2 separate regions of the Homo sapiens genome follow, and region 2 is linked to region 1. Evidence: chromatin contacts called from ENCODE Hi-C or POLR2A ChIA-PET data. All regions are on one chromosome and are shown on one strand. The core of a region is the stretch at or near the end of the contact, and the rest is flanking DNA. Distances in the headings are between cores, read along the strand shown.

What was found. A loop is a pair of places that touch in the nucleus more often than their neighbours do. ChIA-PET counts read pairs that join two places held with the same protein, here RNA polymerase II (POLR2A).
Region 2: a loop to region 1 is called in a map of endothelial cell of umbilical vein, with 4 times the contacts of the local background. The contact joins two enhancer-like sites. A Hi-C loop is called at or near these places in 3 of 168 maps with a recorded cell type or tissue (PC-3, endothelial cell of umbilical vein and sciatic nerve). POLR2A ChIA-PET finds 5 or more read pairs at or near these places in 2 of 52 experiments (H1 and activated T-cell).

The regions. Positions count from the first base shown.
Region 1 is chr3:115,496,821-115,502,880 of GRCh38, reverse strand. No RefSeq gene overlaps it. Among named protein-coding and RNA genes, the nearest start is that of GAP43, 120 kb to the left of the region's middle. Within about 2 kb of position 3,722, at least 3 of the 41 ENCODE cell types and tissues checked have a DNase peak (open chromatin) inside an H3K27ac peak, as active enhancers do.
Region 2 is chr3:115,547,529-115,553,588 of GRCh38, reverse strand. No RefSeq gene overlaps it. Among named protein-coding and RNA genes, the nearest start is that of GAP43, 73 kb to the left of the region's middle. Within about 2 kb of position 3,073, at least 4 of the 41 ENCODE cell types and tissues checked have a DNase peak (open chromatin) inside an H3K27ac peak, as active enhancers do.

The sequences.
Region 1 (6,060 bases), core at 2,473-4,972:
TTTCCTTTACTCTGTAATCCTGACTGGTTCTGCTTTTAAATGAACTTTTATCTTTATATTTATTAAATGGCCAGAGTTGCCACAGTAGAATTAGAAAAGTAAGGAAAGGCAGTAAGCCAGAGAATTATCATTTTTGAAGAAAGAATTTCTCATTTATTTTTAGGTAGAAGCAATAGAAAAAGCTAAACTGACAGCAAGTGATTGGCAGAAGGCACCTGGGGAAGCTGTCAGTCTTTTAGAGGTTACTCTTTCTCTGAACTGGAATTCTACATCCTAACTCATCATATGGGTAAATAAGAGGAGTGTGTATCTATATTAAGATTCAAATATGGAACAGGATCTTGAGGAAATTATTTACTCACGGGAGTCCCAGTTTTATTTGTTCCCCAGTCCCTAACTAACTTCCAGCTTCCCATGATTATACTCCAAACATACAGAGGTTCATTATTCATCTATTTATTTGTTTATTAACCTCATTTCAACATCCCAGCTTTGAATTGAGAGCCCAAAGCTGTTTAAATAGCCCCATTATGCTAGTAAAATCCTAGTGCTTTCAGGAACCACAGGGAAGGCTACATGCAATTGGACCTGGCACTTTAATTGAAATTACTTGCGTGCATCAATGAATAAAAGAACGCCATGGTGACTAAAAGCATTGCTCATCATGTTCCCTCAATTCTTTATACCTTTTCTCCAAAAAACTACTCTGTCGATTCTTTGACTATTTAAATGTCATTGTTATTCTAGCCACAAATGAGTTTTTGACATTCTGAATAAACAGTTGGCTTGCATGGTCCAAATGGGAGGAGGAATGTCAAGAAGATGCTCCTGAGAGTGACAGAGAGCATGGAAGGACATGGTACGTGAGACCATCTGAGTCAATTCTGTGAAAGGGTTGGAAGCAGCAGCTTTATCTCTACTGTAATGGATAAACTCCAGATCTCGGTGGCTTTATAGAAGGGCATAAAATCCAAATGGCTGCAGGGGAGGGACCCTCTTGTTTGGTAGACTGCCTTATGAGTAGTTCATATAAGGGGACTTAGACTCTATCTGTCTTGGGGCACTTTCCTTCTCCAGAGTCTCAGATTCCTCCCCATTCAGTCTATGGACAAGGAAAGAGACAGTAGGGGATCCTGATTCAGGCCTGGAAATGGCATCAATCACTTCTTCCCATATTCCGTTGGCCACAACTCACTGCACGACCCCACCTAACTGGAGGCAGGGGATGGCTGGGAAACATGATTTAGGTGAATGCTCAAAATAAACAGGATAGGAATGTAATGAACAGGACAGTTTTTGCAACCAGTTAGTCCTAAAATTAAGAATGCAATTAAAGCGTTCTTACCTTGGTTCTTCAGTGTTTACAAATTATTGCTGAACACCTTTTCCTCCATCTTTGTGGGTAAAGCTGCTGCCTGAGAAGATTCTACAGTGCTTACAGACCCCTGAGGGCCAGGTCTCCCTCCTACTCACTCACCCCTGTCCCCTGCCCCACATGGTAAAGGTACTGCTGATGACAGTAAAGTGTTTCCTTGAGTGGGTGAGGGGCAGGCAACCTTCTATAAAATGTTGCTTGGGCCTCTGAATTTATAATAGTACCACTGTCCACTTTTCCAGCTTCATCCACTTCTATGGTATTCCAGAGCTAATTTCTTTCTGTTTTCTTAGCCTACAGTGTAAGCTTATTTTGAATACCAGTGCCCATCCTCAGGATTTCCTGACACTCTATGAGCAAGACTGCATGTCCATTTGAGGATATAAAATAGGTTTAAAAATAGTCTTTCTGTCCCCACGTATAACTTTTAAGAGAATAAATATAGGGATATTCTTGTGTGAGATAAAATTGATGCTTATCCCCTGCCCCAAGCTTCCCCCTCATTTTTAATTACTTCCTTCCTCCCACTGTTTTCCAGACTATCTGAATTGTATCAGTCTCAGGCATATGGGAAAGTGGGTACCACCGGATGGCTATTGTCAGTCAGGAAATAGCTACCATTCAAACACTGTTTGCTAATGATGATATTTGATGTGATAAAGTGGATGTGAATATTAAATTTGAACCATCTAGGCACCATCTCAGATTTTAAAAGCAGGCATGAGAACTGACAGCTTTGAATAAACCTCTTTCTTTCTATTTTCTGTGATTCTGACATATTCACATTCCACTAAATAAGAGTGAACACCACTACCCACCCACTCACCAGGCGTTCACTTTATATATAGCTATAGATACTCAATGCAAAACAAAGAATAAATGGATTCACGTAACATAGCGTTTGTGGTGGGGTTTTGAGGAAAGCAGGGGCTTAAATTTCTGTATTTAATTTTTGGTCCTGGTCTTGGTTCTACAAAGTTATCTTAGTTAAGGCACTATACATGCTTGTATCTAGGCTACTTGTGCATTCATTCATTTACTCATGCATTCAATATTTATTGTTTATTTTGTGAATACCTAGGACTATGCTAACTTCTAGGGATACGAAGTGGAATGATCTTGTTTTTGCATAAGGAGCTTCATGGGTACTATTATAGAAGCATACAATAGTAATTGTAATGTCTGGGGAAGGAGGAGAGTGCTGAGTGTTTGCAGCCCTGAATGGTCTTTAAAGATGTGGTATTTTCCAGACAGCAGACTTTATCTTACATATCTTTGTACTGAGTGCTCATCCTGGTCTGGCTACATTGTTTGGGAAACTACAAATGTGATGAGACCTAAGGCTGCAGAGGTTGTTAGGTTTTCAATTTTAGAAGGCCTTATATATTGTGTATGGATTTTGGCCTTCATATCTGAAGATTTTGTGAGTAGAGAATCATAGGATGGGTTTCTCAGAACTCCTTTCATACTCACTGTCATGGCGGGGAACACAAAAGAATTACATAGATTCAGAGGTTATGTCAGTATTTGGCAACTCTTTCATTTGTTCACTCTTGGGTCCTTAATTTATAAAATGAGACATTTCACATAGTCAGGGTTATTCATGTCTATTTGTGTTCTCTGTCTGAACACATTCCACATTTTAATCATGGTGAGAGAAAACATTACGCTTGGCTGAAAGTTCTATTATTCATTTCTTTTCACTCCTTGGGTATTGTGAAGTCTCTGAAATCAAAGCTATTGGCACTTAATTTGAGACATCTGGGAAGTATAACCCCCTAGAAAAGAGATGGGATGTCATGGCATGTGCCTTGGATTCTCTGCAGACATCAAAACGTAGAACATGAAAAGGGAAGACGTGGAAGGCCTTCATTTTGCATGCTTCCAAGGGCAGGGGCTTAGCATTCTAAACACGTTGCACTTGGTCCAACCACAGTGGGACTCCCTGCTTGCTTTCAAGTTCTGGTTATAACCTACTGACTTCAACCACTGACCACCAACCACTCTCATCTCAAGAAATTCTGGCTCAATAGTCACCTAATTCTGGCCTAGGTAAGTTAGTCTTTAGGATGCATTTGTTTTCCACACAATGTCTGGAATACAGTGATTTGTTGTCACCCACTAAGAATGCCCACTGCCTTTTCCTTGCCCTGCTACCTCTACTCAGAGGCCCCAGTAGTCCTGGAAAAAATTAAAGCTTACAAGACAGCCTAGCATGGATCTCTTTTCCTTGCTGTCTGGGAAAGGTCCATGATCTGCTCTCAAACCCCCAAGTCCTCCAGTGATATTGGGCCTGGAGGACCTTCCTTGTCACCCTCCCACTATAGGTGTTCTGAACCACGCCAGTGAGAACTGGCTGGGTTGGTTTCCTCTCAGAGGATATCAGAATCCACTGACCTCAGCAGCTATCTAACAGCCTGTAGCCAAGTACACCAGCAGCTGACTCCAAGAGAGCCTATGTTATCTGTGCTCAAGGCCTTTTCAGCTCTTGTTGTACTTTTCTTTCACACCACTTCCTGTGGATAGGTGGGCAGAAGGAAATATTTTGCAGGAAATAGCCACATTTTATTCTTTTCCCTTTCCTTGAGCAGTCTTTAACAATTTGGGGGACTGTTTAGTTTTTAAGAGTTCATTTAGAATGGAAAGTTCACTGAGAAACCCCAGCCCACGTTAATCCCAGGTAGAATAATTAACAATTCCTATGTTTAAAGCTCCTTGCACTAGTATTCTCTGAGCCAGTTCTCCAGTGCAGAGTATATGCAGGTCAGCTCTTACTAACCTCACAGACATTCTGGAGGGTGGCTTATCCAGCTTTTCAGTTCTCTTCTTGTCCAAAGATTTGCTCAACAATGCTTAGGCATTAAGACCAAAGACCAGAATGTTAATTCAGTTTGGGAAAGTTGATGACCTCAACCCCTGAGAGTGGGAGGCTGACGGCTCTGAGAGATGTCATTTGCCTTCAGCATTTCTTAAGCTCATGAATCTGGTATTTTTGAAGCATTATAATGCAATTCCCTAGTTAAGGTTTACATGCTCCCTCACTAGCACCAGAAAAGCACTCCCCCTCACCAAATCTTAACTTGCTACTTGCAATAGGGTCCTTCTCCCTAACTATATTTACTATGTCATCCAAGGGCTAGAGCTCTCCCTTCAAAAATGAGGTCATCCTTTTTTAAGATGGATGAAGAGGGATGGATTTGTGGATTATGTTTCATGGCCCTCTTAGGAAAATCAATTAGGGTCAACAGACTGGGTTACCTTATAAAAATTACATCAAAATCACTATCCCGCTCATATGTTAGCCACCACAAGAAACATATTTCTTGCATGATTCTAATTCCAACCTTATGATGCCTGCTATCTTCTAGTCTTAATTATAAATTGAAGATTTCCCTGACATCCAAAGCACCTAGGAAGAGTTTCTTTCTGTCCTCCTAAACCATTCTGTTGACAATAGAGTCTTATATAGTATTAAGAGTGGTGTTGGAAAAAATACTTTGTTCTAGTCTATCTGTGCTAGTATGCCTGTGATGTAACTTAAGCCTCAGCCAGACTGACATGTTAATATTATCATGAATGGTGGCTACATACAATAACAGTATCCGTCCCCTACTGGCCCAGCTCAGTCTCTTCACAGCTATTCCCAAGCCAAAACTCCTTGCAAATTCCTTGATTGGTATCCAGGGGCTGTTATTGGAGTATGGCTGTCCCGGATGACTCTGCAAAGAAAAGTTCTGGGTGCAGATGAAGAGACAGGTCCACTCTTTTAAGGACCAGATAATTGAAGTACTCAAGTCCTAAGTGAAGGCAACCTGAAAGTGCCTCCCATAAGAAGACAGTCTTTTACTGGAAAGAATTCTAATTCAACAAGTTTCCTAGGGGTTTCCACAGTGCCTTTCACAGCAACTCAGCCACTTCAAGGCTCTTCTATCCCTTTTTATCAATGTTTATGTATGTTCTCAACAAATAATGATTGAACACCCAGTATATGGAAGACATCATTCTAGGCCAGTGGTTCTCAAACATTAACTTGCACCAGAATTGCCTGGGGGGCTTCTTAAAACACAAATTGCCAGAATCTTGTTGCCAGAATCTCTAATTCAGTAGATGGGGGTAAGAACCAATAATTTGAGTTCCTGACAAGTTCCCAGGTGATAAACATGCTGGTCTAGAACACATCTTGAGAACCATTGTTCTAGCTACTACAAAGAAAGGAAAAAGATATAGACAAATTTCTATTCTCCTGAAAATGACATTCTTTTGTATTCTGTCACAATAGCTACTTTGGTGGATTAAAACTATAAACAGTCCAAACCATTAGAATGAAGAAAGCTGGCTTTCTTTCCTTCAGTGCAGGATGGACTGTATCTTAAAAAAAAAAAAAAATTGCTTGGCCTCCGTTCCTTAGGAGATGAAATGGTTTCATTCTTTCCTACAGAATGGGTCAAATCACTTTTTATAGTGGTATAAAGCAAAAGAGAAAACAAGTTTAATTCTTCATTTTTAAAACAGATAAACATTTCATTTCACATGAGTTTTGCAAAGAATTCTATTGTGAAGAGTGGATTGGAAAAAAAAGATGAAAGGTGTGAAAATTTAGGATTATTATAGCAAGCTTGATGAATAAAAGATCAAATTCTGAGATAATACAATAATAATGTAGATTGGTAATGGGAAAATCCTGG
Region 2 (6,060 bases), core at 1,824-4,323, 51 kb before region 1:
ATCCAAATTATTTTTCAGGACTTCAAGATCCTGCATCATCTCACTATTGTTTTTCTCCAAACTAATCTCACAGTACTCTCTCCCAAGTTCATTTTCATCCAGTCACAAAGGTCAGCAACATTTTCCCACCTCACTACCTTAGCATAAGTTTATGCTATCCCCTTCACTTAGAATGGTCTTAACTCTAAAGACTCTCACAAAGCTGTTTTATGTTTATCATTTAATTTATGCCCAAATGTTCCTTCCACAGAGTCCGTCCTGACCATCCTATCTGATAGTAGATTTTGTATATTCTTATTCTTCTCCCCTTGTTTGTTTCATGCATGAAAATTGTTAAAATGTATAATTGTTTTCATTCATTTTCTTGTTCGGTTGTTTTTTGTCTGTCTCCTCCACCAGACTGTAATCTCCATGAGGGCAAAGATCATGTCCTTTTTATGTATTCTTGAATTCCCTAGGGTAGTGGTTAGAAAAGAGTAAATGCTCATATATATTTATAAAAGAAATAATGAATGAATGGATTATTGTGATATGATGGAGCGATAGAGTCATCAGTGCATTAATGGCAGTTAGAGGCTCAGAAAGTCAGTGAGATCACAAATAAAGCATGTGGATCTAAGAGGAGTGTGGACAAAATATAGAAGGAAAATCCTAATAATTATGGAGCAGACAGAAAAGAAGGGGCTTGCTAAAGAGGGAGAGGAGGCCATCAGTGGCTTGAGAAAAGAGAGAGGACCGATAGACGATAAGGGGGTGGCTACAACATGCCACATGCTCTGCTGGATCTCCAGCACCTAGCATAATGCCTGGAGTTTAGTAAGTACTCCCAAAACATTTGCCCATCTATGAGATGAAAGATAAAATAAGAATAGATTCAACAATACCAAATGCTAGGAGGAAACCAATAAAGGTAAGGTGTTAGTAATTAAGATGCTACTGGCCACCTTAACAAGAACATTTACTTTCCAGCATACTATCAAATGAATTTGTTTAATCCATTTATTTCTATTGCTTGCTTCCTCTGCTAGAATGTACACTCCATGAAGTCAGGAAATCTTTCATTCTTTACTGATGATACCAAGCTCCCAGAATAATTCCCGAAAAAGGCATGGAGATGAATATTGGCCTTTTCTTTAAAGCCTCAGTGTATACACAAAAAGAATTGTTTTTAAGAAAGCTTATTTCTTCAGTGAGCCCAGATAATAAGAACATCACTATATCATCAAATCAGCCCATTGTTCTACCAGTGAATCAGCTGAATATTAAATGATTCTAGGACTTGTGCGCAATCATCCCCACAGATTTACTGTGTGATCTGGAGATAGGTTTAAATGTCAGCAGCCATTATTTATTGTTCAATCTGCTCAATGCAAGTCAGTCCTTTAAATCTTTTTATGCAACGACAATAGCAAAGACCAGAGGGCCCTATTTTGTCTTTATCATCATGACACACACCCCTTCGTGCTCACTGAAGCTATTGTAGATAACATTATCTCCCCCTCTCTCCACTCTCCCAATTATTTAAGGCCAAAAGAGACACAAGTTTTATGTAGATCAAGGGTTCACTACCCCAGAGAAATCTACAACAACCTTTTCTAATCAATGTGACTAGTCTCACAATTGGCAGATTATTGTCAAATGTAATTTATTCATTTTTAAACTTAGACTATGCTTCTAATGGCTCTATTTTCTTTCTTCACATTTTTCTTGAGCTTTCCTGAGAAACAGATCTGTTTATATTTCCTGGACTTAACAGAGAAATGTGAAATGGTCTTTCTCATGTGTCTGGTGGTTGAACCCTCTTGTAGTTCTGAATATGTTTTTCAACTACTTTAAAAAAAATTAACTCTAAAATTGGACAAAGTTTTAAATTGACTCATGTTGATTTATATTTCTCCATGTTGAAGAAAATGCTACCTGCTAATAGACTAAGGAGGTTTGGGATAGCAAAAGGGAGGGAAGGCAAGTGAGCAGGATGGTGTGAGGAAATGGCAAGTAAAAGGATTAGGAGGGATGGATGCACAAGAAATTTAGAAAATACTTTGGAGGGAGAAATAACTGACTGTGAGCGTGTTTGTACAGAGAGATTGAATATTTTAAGACTAATCATTTATACCTCTGATTTTTAAATAACAGGTGTGCGTCATATATTTAGATGTCAAAAAACTATTGCTACAAGTGACAACAGAGCCAAAAGGATTGCAATAGCAGGACATCAATTCATCAGGACTGCAGAGGAGAGGAGGCATATGTTCTGACTACTCTCCATTGATTGGTCAGCTGCTGTTTCCATAGCAATCCATGCACAGCTCAGACATTTTTTTTTCCCTATCTGCATTACCTCCATTACATAGCAAACAACATCAAGATTAATAAACAGACATACTTGGTGAATGTAATCAGACACTGAAGCCACTGTTCTCATGGCTGATTTTCTAACTGTAGAAAGTTACAGTCTATATCACACTCCAATCACTGACGAAGCAGCAAAGAAATCATATATTTTGTCATATTGTTGGGAAAAATGACTTCTATCTAGATATTTTCTTGGACCACATCCATATGTTTAGGAAAATAATGGAGTGTGCTTTAAGCTGGAAAGAGTGAATCCACTAGGGTTTCTTCAAATTTCTTCATTTACATGTATATTTAGACTTGCATGTAGAATGAGCACATTTATTTAAGGTGTGGCTGGCATCTAAATAGTTCTTTCAGACTATTTAAAACTATTCCTCTGCATTGTGAATCTGAAAATGTAATAATTGCTCATCCTCAGAAACTTGAACCAGAAAGATATTTTTCGTCCAAGTAGCTTGATGCACTGTTCTCTTCTCTAAATGCAACCAAAAATTTCTGAGTCCTCATTGTAGTGGAATTTGTTGCTGTAGTGGAAGTGGCCATCTGCTTTCCATTTACTCTGCTTTTGAAAACAGTACTTGGTTTATCTTTGGGGAAATTATTCCATCCTTTACTCTGAGGTCATGTACTTTGAGGCAGCTAACTCCATTCCCAGCTCCAGGGGTGGGTAGCAGTTTAGCTCAGGAATGACATATCCGGGTCTAATGTTCCCCTAGCAATGGGGCCAAGAATGGGGTCAAGGCCAATCCAGGAGGCAGGACCAGAGTTAATAGTGGAACTTTTGCCTGAGCAACTGGAAAAGAGGCAAGAGTCATTTTGTGGACTTTGGTCTGAGGGAATGAATCTGGAGCAGCTAGAGAGAGAACCTGCCTGGGAATGAGGCCATAAAGAGGAGAGCAGAAACAGGAAATCAAGAGAAAGCTGTAAAATGGGAATCATAGTTGTATTTTCTTCATAGAATGTTGTGAAAGTTAAATGAGTTAGTTATATAAAGTATGTAACAGTCCCTGACATGTAGAAACTGTTCAAGAAATGTTCGCTATTATTGGTATTAACATTGTTTAAACCCTTGGGTCAAACCGTACCTAAAGTCAGGCCTTATCCTTGGGCATTTGAGTTATATGGACCAAAAACTTTCTCCTACCTCATCCCCTCAGTTTTAATTGGTTTTCTGTCTTTTGTAACTGAAAAAAAATTTTTTCTCTCTCTTTATATATATAATGTGTATACAATACTATATATTATATATATGTAAGAAAGGAACATACATTAATCTAAAATTTGTATTCCTTACTCAGCTATTCTACTTACAGGCATATATGTAAAATGTGGGTGACATTTATGCACAGAGACAGTCATTGTAGTGTGAAAATATAATAACAAAAAAGCTCAAACTCCTAATTTGTCAATAAAAAACAGGAAAGATGAAGTACTTTAAGGTCTATCTATAGAATCATGTTTGTGCTGTCATTAAAGTTACATCCAGTAACTATTTTTAATGTGTTGGCTTCTGATGTTGTGATGTTACGTTAAATGAAAAAAAAAAACAACAGAACACACAGCATGTATTTATAGTATGTGTGCATGATCTCAAATATATTAAATAATTATATTAAAAAGACTTTTCTCTGTGTCTTGGAACTATGCGTGAGTTGTTTTCATTTTATTTTTCAGCATTTTATAAATTATATATAATAAGCACTTAGTATTGTAAATATTATTTATCTATACATTTATAGATTTTACATAGTCCAAAAATAGATTTGCTGTTATTTTAGATCTATATTTAGAAAAGGGAATTTTGGCAAATGAAGAAATAAAAAGAACATTTTGAAGTGTTCTCTAATTTTATCATTTTTGAGATTTTATTGGAAGTTCAGGCTGAGAAGTTGTAGCTTACTCAACATCTCCGTATTTGGCAGACATTTAAGACTCAGAAGACATGGATGTGAATCATAATTTTTAACTCTATTATAGCTTTTTTTTTTCTGTACGCAGTAAAAAGTGGACACAGATCTAAATTTGCATCTGGTTTCCATAGTAACTGCTTTTTGGCTTTTAACATTAGGCATCACCTGTTTTTCTATGGACAAACCTCCAAATAACATCACAGGCTACAGAGAGGAAAAGGGATGCACACACTTGTCTAAAATAGCACTTCTCTGGTGTACTGTTTCTCACTAATAGCCACAAAGTATCATATACCTAAAATATCAAACACACTATCATATACCTTTTTAATATGTTTGTACATACAGCAACTGCATTTTATAAATTTAAAATATTAAATGTTTACTCTCATGCACTGTTATGCCAATACGAATCTCACAACCAAGCATAACAGAACATTACAGAGCTGCAGAACTATGCTGTGTATTTTACGTGATACTTGAAGATTCTGAAAATTACAACATAGTTAAAACTCACACAAGCTCTCTGGTTTTCTAGATTTGCACAAGAAAACACACACAGAGTCACACTTCTAAATATATCAAGTTATTTTAGAAATTGTGCAAACCCTTTTTCTCTGATTCATTTTTAGTCTTTCCTATTTGCAAGCAAACCAGCTGTTGGGGAAGACTTAAGGGTTTTCCTTAATTAAGATGATTTCTCATTGCTCTGATTTAAAGACCCTGAATTATAATAGGAGGAGTCTCCCTCCCTAAAAAGACTTTTTTTGCAAAGGGCAAAATAATTTTCAGAAACTGGCTTACTTAGGTTTTATCATCCCTTGGATATATGTGATTAAACTTTTAAGGTCAGTTAGAAAAAAACCTCACATGAATTATGAAAAAAAAAAAGATCAACTGCTCAAAATAGTTTATAGCATATATTATGAAAGAATGTGGCTCACAGTCTAAAACAATCAATTTAAACAGGATTATTTCAGCTGTAAATTGAGTATATGTATTATTTTTTATTTCTCTATTTGCTTCCCAACATCTAATTTTTCCTATCATCAGGTTGTTAACGCAGCCTCTTATCAATCCAGCATCTAAGTCAGGAATTCTGATCAGGTTCTGTCTGTCAGTCTTAACCTCTTAACTTCTGATGTTCATGTTGCTTTTGTAAATGCAGAATTCCCCTCCCCACTATGCCTTTTTCTCTTCTTTCCTCTCCATTGCGAAACAGTGGAAAAAGGATTTTTTGTTTTTTTTTTTAAGGCGAACAGGACTAGTTCAAGCCCCAGCTTCACACGTATGTTGGTCCATTTTCTGCTGCTTGTAATAGAGTACCTGAAACTGGGTAATTTATAAAGAAAAGGAATTTATTTCTTACAGTTATGGAGGCTGAGAAGTCCAAAGTCAAAGGGCTGCATCTTGTGAGGGCCCTCTTCATGGTGGGGACTCTGCAGATTCCCGAGTTAGCAAAGGACATCACATAGCAAGGCGGCTGATTGTGCTAGCTCAGATCTCTCTTCACCTTCTTATAAAGCCACTAATCTTATTCCCATGATAACCCATTAATCCATTAACTAATGAATGGATTAATCCATTCATGAGGGCAGAGCCTTCATGACCCAATCGCCTCTTAAAGGCCCACCTCTCAGTACTACCACATTGGAGATTAAATTTCAACATGAATTTTGAAGGGGACAAATATTCAAACCATAGCCATGTGACTTGTCTGAGCCTCATGTTTCTCTGAAGATAGAGGTAATAAGACCAATTTCACATAGTAAAGTGAGGATGAAATATAGCA